Linked DNA regions of Homo sapiens: region 1 is linked to region 2. Evidence: read pairs that join two places in POLR2A ChIA-PET (ENCODE). Cell type or tissue: CD4-positive, alpha-beta T cell. All regions are shown on one strand. Links, peaks and the distances in the headings refer to the core of each region. The heading gives the core; the rest is flanking DNA.

Evidence for each region. ChIA-PET counts read pairs that join two places held together with the same protein. Peaks named below come from ENCODE experiments on the same cell type or tissue, not always from the same donor. Only the 100,000 strongest peaks of a DNase experiment are listed, where the experiment ranks them.
Region 1: POLR2A ChIA-PET joins it to region 2 with 8 read pairs; 2 of 35 experiments call an interaction of 5 or more read pairs at or near these places.

What each region holds. Positions count from the first base shown.
Region 1 is chr2:138,871,779-138,877,163 of GRCh38, reverse strand. No RefSeq gene overlaps it. Among named protein-coding and RNA genes, the nearest start is that of NXPH2, 94 kb to the right of the region's middle. In CD4-positive, alpha-beta T cell, for the core only: no CTCF peak of the experiment used is centred there; no DNase peak of the experiment used is centred there.
Region 2 is chr2:138,026,350-138,031,734 of GRCh38, reverse strand. All of the region lies in intron 2 of LOC107985948 (a long non-coding RNA gene), which reads left to right. Among named protein-coding and RNA genes, the nearest start is that of HNMT, 65 kb to the right of the region's middle. In CD4-positive, alpha-beta T cell, for the core only: no CTCF peak of the experiment used is centred there; a DNase peak (open chromatin) is centred at 3,074.

The DNA of each region.
Region 1 (5,385 bases), core at 224-5,223, 850 kb before region 2:
TGGCTAGAGATTTGCTGTAACTACAAAATGCATGCTGAATATTGACAACCAAACATGAAAAGAAATGTAAAGTATCTCAATTTTTATATTAATTTCATGTTGAAAGGATGATATATTGGTAATATGGTTTGGCTGTGTCCCCACCCAAATCTCATCTTAAATTGTAGCTCTCATGATTCCCATGTGTTGTGGGAGGGACCCAGTGGGAGGTAACTGAATCACAGGGGCAGGTCTTTCCCATGCTATTCTCGTGATAGTGAGTAAGTCTCACAAGGTCTGATGGTTTTATGAAGGGGAGTTTCCCTGTACAAGTTCCCTTCACTTATCTGCCACTGTGTGAGAGGTGCCTTTCATTTTCCACCATGATTGTGATGCCTCCCCAGCCACGTGGAACTGTGAGTCCATTAAACCTCTTTTTCCTTATAAATGACCCAGTCTTGGGTATGTCTTTATCAGTAGCATGAAAACAGATTAATAGAGTTGGATACAGTAGGTAAAATACAATATATTATAAAATTAATTTCCCTCTTTTGCTATTTTTAGCATGGCTACTAGAAAATTTTAAATGTCATGTGTGATTCAGATTGTATTTCAAATGTAACTGTCATCACCTAGTTATATTTGTCTCTCTTTAGAACTGCATAGATGTACTTTTGGTAATTCTTTATAATACCCTTCCCTTAGTTTTTCTATATTATTTACTACCACAGAATCTCTTTCTAGAAATTTCTCCTAGAAAGTAAGTTTCTTGGTGTAATACATTTTCATTTAACTTCACTTCTTTGATGAAAAGTACCTGGCCTTCTGCAAACACAGAAAGCTGAAAGTGTAATGAGACCAAGTGTTTAGTCATTGCTGCCACTAGCACATCCTCTTCTATCCTCTTGCAGGACTGAGCCAGTAAAAAATACTGACCTATTTAAAGTATAGGTAGTTACTCCAGGTGATGAAAATTTGCACAGCCATTGCACTGAAGGGTAAACATGTTTAGGCAACACTGCTATACTCACAAATTATGTCCACATTTAAAAAGTCTTTTAACTGGATAAAGAAAATGTGACACATATACACCATGGCATACTATGCAGCCATAAAAAAGAATGAGATCATGTCCTTTGCAGGGAGTTGAACAATGAGAACACATGGATACAGGGAGGGGAACATCACATACCGGGGCCTGTTGGGGGCTGGGGAATAAGGGGAGGAAGAGCATTAGGACAAATACCAGATGCATGTGGGGCTTAAAACCTAGATAACGGGTTGATAGGTGCAGCAAACCACCATGGCACATTTATACCTATGTAACAAATCTGCACATTCTCCACATATAACCTGAAACTTAAAGTAAAATTAAAAATAAAAATAAATAAATTAAAAACTTTTAGTATGGAAACAACCTATCGGTTTCATATTCTTTTTAATGTAATAAATTTATTCATAGTATCTTGGAAATAAAACTGAGCATCAAGCAATTGTTACACCTGGTATAGCAGACCTTGTTAGTGTTAGCAATATTAAACCTAATACTTAGGCTTGTTAAAACTAGGCCATGCAACAAAACGTGAACTTCTAACCAATTCTATCCCACCCACTATAGTGCTGGACAGGATAAACCTGTTACTTTTAACATAATAGGAAAAAAACATTAAGCCAAGACATAGTAGCTTATTTTTATGAGAAAGAGTTTCTTTTTATGCACTTGAATTAGGCGGAACTATTTCAGTTTTGAATAACGAAACTTCAACTCAAACAGGCCTCAGCTAAAAAGGGAGTTTATTACTAATATTGCAAAGTGTTCAAACTAAGTCACATAAAATCTGTTTCTTGCTATTTCTCGATTCTTCTTTCTTTGGTGTTAACTAATTTTTGGAAAACATCATGTGTTGACAAAGGTGACGAGCTAACCCCAGGCATATAATCCTCCACCTCAACAGCCCTGCCAGAAAGAAATCTCTTCTCTCCCAGTGGTTCAAGCAGAAGATCCAAACCAGTTTCTCATTGGACAAAAAAAATCTATGCTTTATCCCTACCCAATAACTGGCATTCTGGTTGGTCAGGCCTGGGTCATGAGCCTACTTATGGAGTAAAGAAGAAGAAAAATTTAGTCTTGAGAATATGGAAGAAACATTTCACAAAACGACAATGGGAACTCCGTTAGCTGGATTAAGAGGTACCAGACAAGCTAAATTATCAGATGTGCACTACAACAGGGAAATAATTAAATGATAAAATAAAGTAAAAAATAAAGCCTTCTTTCTTATAACCCAAAGTAATTATCAGATATCACAGGCCAGATCCTTCCATTTTTTTCAGCCATTGTTATCAAGAGAGAGAGGTTTTATCAGTGAAGGTTTGAGAAAGAATGATCTTTTCTCAATCATTAAGCCAAGATTTAGAACTGAATAAAGAATGGGAATAAAAAGAGAAAGAGAGACAGAGAGGAGGTGCTCTTTTCAATCTAAATGTATCATGAGGAATTATGATGAGTAGGAGTAGAGCTATTTAAACCTGTCAAATTCAAAATTTTAAATTTGACCCAGTTGTGTCAACCAACCTGATTTCTATTTGGTTCTTTGCTAAATTGATGATCTATCTTTGTCCAGTGGCACATAAGTAGACATAGATTAGAAATGTTAACTATGTTTAGATTACTGTCAATCAACAAATAGGTCTTTAATGTTTGCTATGAGGCTGGCATTATGCTAAATATGCTGAGAGATGCTAAAAACATCTCAGATTTGATTCTTAGCTTTAAAAACACTCGCTAATAAATTGAAGTAATAAAACTAACATGCATAAAACAAAACTGGACAAAATTGGGTAGTGGCAAAATGTGAGGCTAAATGTGTGTGCTGCAGACTCAATGCTAAAACACTCAAGGCAGAGAAAATTTGCTTGTAGTCATAATGTGAGAGCAAAGATCCACCACTTTTTGTATACACAGACTTGATTAGGAAAGAGTAAATCAAGAATAAAGACTAAATTACTAAATTCTGACATCATATACTATAAGCACTTTGTTTCATAATTGCTTATGAGAAATGCATAAACAAAAGCTTTTTAAGTATTCTTCCTGTTTTTAGACAATTTCTACCAAGGCATTTGAACCTTTCAAAACATGTATTAGTACAGGATAAAGAGGTGTTCAAAGAAACAAAGAACCAAGGATAATAACCTCAAGCAGACTGCAGTGAGTATATAAACATATATAACAAATTTTGTTTAGGAGCATAGTTAAATCACTAATTTTTACTTTAAAACAAAAACAATCTGCAATGCCTGACATAAGCAAAAATTGGATAACTGACATATATTTGTTACATAGAAAATAAGGTAAAGCCTTTTTGTAACGATTCATTACACTGGGAAGAATTTGGTGGGTGTTTTTGATGTTGTCTCATTCATTGGCTGAAGTACAGGTGTGTTATAGTTTCTCCCAGACTAAGTTGTTTATCACTGGGGCCTCTGGAGCTGCAGGCCTAAACTAGAAGAGAGGGCCTAAATTGTTACTGATACATGCACTAGGCTTGTACTCTCTCCACTGATTGGTAGGAAAATTCCCGTGGGATATATGTAATGTGCAGTGCATGCAAGGTAATTTGCTAGCCTAGCAAAACTGCAGTATTACTTTAAAAACAGCTATTGTGAAAAATCACCATAAGGGCTGCATTTTGCTCATAGCTAAATTTTTACCTGATTGCTGAAGATAATAAAGACTTTTGGAAGGTGCTTGCAAATATATTGTAATTAGAAAAACTTATTCTATAAAATAATTTTTTTACTTTTAAGAGACACTTCTAAGTATATTTACTCAAATTTTCTGTTTCACATTTTAACCAGAAGTGTGACTCTTATTATTCTGTTAATTTTAACCTTCGTTGAAACTTCTAAAAGTCATTTTCTAATTTATTATATCAATTATATATAAATGTTGTTCAAGGTTAAAACCATTTTATGCTGACCAAAATTAGATACTGTGTTTTTCTTAATATAAGACCTAACATTAGGTAGCATAACAGCTTGCATTTATATCTATTTAAAGCAACACTAAGTGACTAGTAATATCATATGATTTATATTTTCAGGTGTATAGTGTAAAACCTACAATTTTATATACTTAAGGTTTAAGTATAGGTTACAAACTAGAAATGTTCTCTTTTAAAAATCATATTATATTAATAAAATAAATATTTCTGCCCTATTCTCATTTTATTTTATTTTTTTTCTTTTTTTCTTTCCAGAGATTTTATTTGTTTTGGTGGCAGAGACAGAGTAGACTGTGCTTACTTCGTTTTAACAAGAACCATAACCCCAAATCTCTAACATACCAAAGTAGAGGGAATCATACAGCAAACACCTATGTATCCATTGCCCATATTAGATTGCATCTTTTCTTTTAAACAGAATATCTGAGGATTGCCATGTTTCTAATATGTTAAATACAGGACCGGTTTGTGTCAGAGTGCAAATCAATTATTCCTGAAATGATGGAGAGATATTTCACCAACTTGTTCTCCTTGAGGTTTTGTTGTTTTTTTTTTTTAATTGATCATTCTTGGGTGTTTCTCGCAGAGGGGGATTTGGCAGGATCACAGGACAATAGTGGAGGGAGGGTCAGCAGATAAACAAGTGAACAAAGGTCTCTGGTTTTCCTAGGCAGAGGACCCTCTCCCTCTCCCTCTCCCTCTCCCTCTCCCTCTCCCTCTCCCTCTCCCTCTCCCTCTCCCTCTCCCTCTCCCTCTCCCTCTCCCTCTCCCTCTCCCTCTCCCTCTCCCCTCTCCCTCTCCCCTCTCCCTCTCCCTCTCCCGTCTGGGAGGTGGGGGGGTCAGCCCCCCGCCCGGCCAGCCGCCCAGTCTGGGAGGTGTGGGGCGCCTCTGCCCAGCCGCCCCTACTGGGAAGTGAGGAGCCTCTCTGCCCGGCCACCACCCCGTCTGGGAGGTGTACCCAACAGCTCATTGAGAACGGGCCATGATGACAATGGCAGTTTTGTGGAATAGAAAGGGGAGAAAGGTGGGGAAAAGATTGAGAAATCGGATGGTTGCTGTGTCTGTGTAGAAATAGGTAGACATGGGAGACTTTTCATTTTGTTCTGTACTAAGTAAAATTCTTCTGCCTTGGGATCCTATTGATCTGTGACCTTACCCCCAACGCTGTGCTCTCTGAAACATGTGCTGTATCCACTCAGGGTTGAATGGATTAAGGGCGGTGCAAGATGTGCTTTGTTAAACAGATGCTTGAAGGCAGCATGCTCGTTAAGAGTCACCACTCCCTAATCTCAAGTGCCCTATTCTCATTTTAAAGATGCACATTAGTTTTTAATCCAATCTCTTGCCCACAGAATTCATGTAGTTTCATCTTTATTTAAAATACAATTTCTTTAAGAAA
Region 2 (5,385 bases), core at 285-5,284:
TTTTGAGAATTTCTGGATTCTTGAAAATCGGAGCCCCACTAATGCGAAGGAAGTTTGCCAACAACTGTGAACACTGGAAGTGAGTGGGAAACTGAGTGTTGGTGCCCAAGTCCCAGACACAACCTCCCACTGAATGGGTCTGTTAGTGAGAGAGGGATGACCCTAGTGGGAACTGAAACAGCCTCAAAGCTGGAGGCCCTCCTCTCCCTCCCCTTCTGCACTATCCTAAGTTTCTGTCAGCACTCCACAACAAAACCTCACCACCTTACCCCAAGCTGTTAAGTGTAAGCTTGGTTGTACTTCATATCTTGAAGATTCTTATAGGCATCTTCAGATCTTCTGGGGTAATTAACTTCTGACTGCTAGAAATGACCAAAATCCCAACTTGTATGCCTGTTCATGGAGCTGTTTACCTTCAGATCTGTTTCTCAAATTTCCCCCTGCTCTGCTATGTATCACAAAGGGTGGGGAAGCAGTGGAGGGAGAAGGCTAGCTGACCCCTGCAGACTGTGTTTTCCAGGATCCTATGCCAAGAAAGGTACTAATGGAAGATTGGATGTGGGTGGGAAGGAGGGAGAAATTCCCTCTTCTGCATTTAGGGTGTGATTCCCAGGAGCCACTGTTTCTCCTCTGGGTCTCCAGAAAACCCTGTGATGAACTGCCCTGATTCCATTTTTCACCAGGTGACTGTCACCCCAGTGCTCCAGTAACAACACTCCCTTCTGGTCCCTTCAGACTTAGGGTAGGAGCTTCCTACCATCACTCATTTCTGGTTTGCCTCCCTCTGTACTGGATGCTTTCTCAGCATCCTCCCTGCATTCTATATAGCTGTGGAAACAATTCTCTGTGTTTGTTTTAACTCCTCAGAGTGGGTTCTGTACTTCTAGTGGGACCCTGGCTGATCGAGGCTGACTTTAGAAAAGGTGGGTGGGGTGGGGCAGGGCAGTGCAGAGATGAACAAAAACCTATGACTATGGTATACAGAAGAATGAGCATGCGGCTAAAAATGAACAGGTCATGAGAAATGATTCAGACTGAAAATAAGATGTTGTTATCTCCCAAAATGCTGCATTGCAGGAAGGAAGGGAATTATTCACCACCACCTTAATGCTAGCAAACCATCATACCCAAGGCCTTAACACATCAAAACCACAGGCTTTCTTTCATGCAAGAGTACATTACTGGGCTTCCCCTCTGAGAACTGCTTCACTCTCAGCAGGAAAGCAAAGGGGTCCTATCGCTCATGGAGTAGACAAGAAACCTTGTGATATTCAGGATGGGTGATGGGGATGCAAGCCTCAAAATGGTTACTTGAAAGAGGTATTCCTAACACATTCTATAACTATTAGTGAGTTCCTACCATGTGTTGTGTTGTTTTAGGTACTGGGGATAGAGCAGTAAGCAAATAAAAAAAATGTCCTGTCTTCAAAGAATGTATAATATTGCAGTGGAAGGATGGGAGAGACAAACAGACAATAAACAAAATAAATAAATAACATTTTTTTTAGTGGGGATATATGCAACAGAGAAAAATAATGCAGGGAAGTGGATAGTACGTGTTGAGAATAGGGGGTTGAAATTTTAAATACAAGGTCAGGGAAGGCCTCAGAGTGGCATTTAAGTAAAAATCCAATGGAGGTGAAGAAGAGAGTCATGGGTTTTCTGGGTAAAGGACATTCAGGAAAAGAGGTGGAAAAGATTTAGCATCATTTTGGGATAGGATGTGAGAAATAGAAAGGACTCCAGGAAGAATTCAAGGTTTCTGGCCAGAGTTTCTGGAAGAATGGCATTATTTGAAATGGGGCAAAGATGAGATAGAAGATATTTGCTTGGGGTTGGGGTCAGGAAGATCAGAAGCTTAATATTTAGACACATTAAACTTGGTAAGCCTATTAGACATTTAACAGGGGATGTGACATAGGTAGTTGCTTCTATGAATCTAGAATTCATAGACAGAGAGAGAGAGAGAGAGAGATTCTAGAGTTGTCAGCATATCAACAGTACTTAAGCAGTATGTAAAGCCCCAAGAGAATGAAAGTGAGCATAAACAGGAAAATAAAAATTCCAAAATGAAGTCCTTGGTACTCCACCATTAAGAGGTCAGGGAGATGAGGAAAAACTCAAAAAGAAGTTTAAAAAGTAGTGGCAAATGAGGTGTGAGGCAAAACATCAGGGGTGGGGGTGTCCTGAAAGTCAATTGAAGAATGTGTTTCAAGATAGAACATGTAAAATACTGCTAGTAGATGGAATAAGTTGAGCACCAAGGACTTACCACTGGATCTGAGGTCTGCCAAGAGCAGACTGATGGGGCTGCCAAGAGCAACATTAATGGAGTGGTGTGGAGAAAACATGGGGTGGAATCAAGGAAGAATTATGAAAGAAAATGAATCCCAGCAAATATAGAAAACACTTTCCAGGAAATTTTCTGTAAAGGGAAAGGCAGAAATAAATAGTGGCTCGAGAATGAAGTAGAGGTAAAAAGAAGGTAGAAGAATAAAAAGCAAGTTATTATGTTGGTGAAAAAGACTTAATAGAGAAGAGAAAATCATGGTTTGGGAAAAAGAGGGGATAATTGCTGCCGTGATGTCTTCAGACAGCACAGAGGAGTTGGGACTTGGTGCACAAGTAGAGACACTCACATCAGCTAGAAGCATGGACATTGCATCTATGGTACTGTTATAGGAGTTATTAAGAAGTTACTTTTGGCAGATAGAGAGGAAAAGGGTTCCTTGGGAAGTTTTTGTTTCTTTTAAAGCAGCTCCAGAAATGTTTGTTGTCTAGCAGGAAAGCCCCAGCTCTTAGATGGGCCATGCTGGCCATTAGAAACTGGGTCCACCCAAACATGGTGATTCCTGCATTCTTCTTGCCCTTGGCCCAACATGTGCCTGGCAACATGGCTGCCCCCATATATCCCCACGTGGGTAGAACATCATGGTGGCCTGCATTTACATATTAAAAAGCTAGAGTGGGAGGGCCAGATTTTTTTGCCGGCTACCATGCCTAGTCAAACCAATATCCTGAGCCCTATACAAATCAGTCACTTCCTCCTCCAGCCTCCTTAGATAAGCAGCCACTTTTCCACAGCACACAGAGTTTCCTCTTTCAGCTTTGGAGTTCCCCTCCCTCTGTCTCTGTATGGGGGAGCTTCCTCCTTCTTTCTTATTAAACTCTCTGCTCCTTAAAACCACTCCATGTGTGTCTGTGTCATTTTATCAAAATCGGTATGAGACTAAGAACACTGGTGTTCCTCCAGTCATCGGAACCATATCAGTACCAGAAGGAAAAGTAGAGTATAATAGGTACAGGTGCAGGCAAGCGAGTAGATGTGGCTGGAGTTTGCAGAAGTTCTTTTCTGGTTGCTTTTATTTTATCAGTAAAGTATGTTGCTGAGAAGAAGGAACCAAGTCATCAACTAATAAGGATAGGGGAAGAGGTATTAAAGATTTAAGGAAAGAACTAAAAATATGACATACTCCACTGGTAGAGTGGGAGAGAAATGGATATGGAAATATATTTTCCAGTTAACATTAAGAGCCCACTTGAGATTAGTGGTCATGAATTTAAAGTGAGGCCATTCATCACGGTTTTACGCTTTTCTTCAGTCGTATTCAGTTGCACAGTTGCAGGCATGGAGTAGACAAAGAGTTAGATTTAAGTAGGGCTGTGTTTTTGCCTATGATGAAGTGAGAGAGTGACAAAAAATTCATGCAAGGGAGGGATTATAATTATTGGTCACCAGAATTTAAGCTGGATTAAAAGAGGATTGAATTGAAGGCAAGCCAGGAAAAGTGTAACATTGATATCATGGAGAAATTGTAGATTCTGATGAGGTCAAAGGGAGGTTGGAGAGGAGTTCCTGGAGGGAGTGGGCTGGAAACATAGCAGAATGTGATACTGGGAATGGAAAATATGGAGGGCACATGGTTAGGGTAAGACAAGAGAGCAAATGTGAGCGAATGGCTGGAAAACATAGATGAGAGGAACATAGGAAGAAAGGAGGTCAGTGACTTAGAAGCCAGGATATTAGCAGGGTAACATTAGGTTGGAGGGAAATTGAAATTACCAAAAAGCAGGAGTGGTATAAAAAGAGTGACAATGAGCCAGGATCAAAAATCCTCAAAAATCAAGAGAAAATGGTCTCCAAGTATGAGTTAATAACAGAAACAAGGAGGACTGGTATTTGGGATAGCCTGATGGCCTGAGATTCAAAGTCGATTTTTTCATGGAGAAAGAAGAGAAGATAGGAAGGAAATGACAATGAAGAGATAAGAGGACACCATCCTTCCTTCAAGCACAGCACATGACAATGCAATGGGCTAAGAGCTATCATTTGAAAGGGCTATGGGGAAAATGGTATCCTCAAAACAGGGCCAGGTTCTGGAACATAGGGGATTGAGAATACCGATGTTTTTAATGATAATAGACAAGAACTTTTAAAATTCACAATGGAAGAATTTTACAAAGTGAGGATAGTTAGAAGATGTGATCAGAAAAGGACTTTAGAGAGTTTAGGGTACCCCAGCAGTCCTGCCCTCTAGGGCTGCATTTCCTCATCATAAATACGAGATCCATTGAGGACCAGTGTCCTCTCAGACCTTTCACAGCACCCATTTGGGTGGCAGTAGGTACAGTGGGAGGAATCTTTGGAATGCTGTCTCAGACACACTTGAGCCTGTAGAAATACACAGCTTGGGGTGTAGTGTCCTCTGTGGCCCCTTCCTTCTCCTTCAGGCTTGGCTACGCAATATTAGAAGTGACAGTTTTACTCTACAGTAGCTGCCCGTGATGACAGAAAGATTTCTCCGTGAAGTTTGCTATCTTCCTGGGCTTCACCCAGCATGGAACCCAGATATGCTGTACTATCAGATCTCTAAATTTAAAATGGACTTTTGTGTTACTGCACATATTTGGCATAAAGTTGAGCATATGTTCTCTCCCCAACCCTCAACGGCAAGCAATAGTTCTCTCTTATATCTAACATTCTTGTTTTTCCAATTACTCTCCTCCCTATTCTGAGTTTGAACCATCTTTAGCTCATGAGGGCATAGGAACTCGGCCAGGGCAGGGAAAGCAAAACATTACTTACTGAAGTCATGTGCTTTATCACTGAGGGGCATTTGATGTCCCTGTTCTTTGGTTCTCCATGAAAGAAAAAAAAAAATGGTGATATCACTGGATAAGACACATGGTAGATTTTCACTTTCTCCTGAATTATCTATTTTTATTTTAGTGGAAAGCTTAAGTTGATAAATGAAATTATATGCACAGCAATTGGTAAATGCTTTGAAAGTAAAAAGCTATATGAATGGAAATAATTGTTTTAAATTCTTGAGAATGAGAAAGGAAGAATGAGCAGATGGCCCATCATGCTTTTGCTGGCTTTCG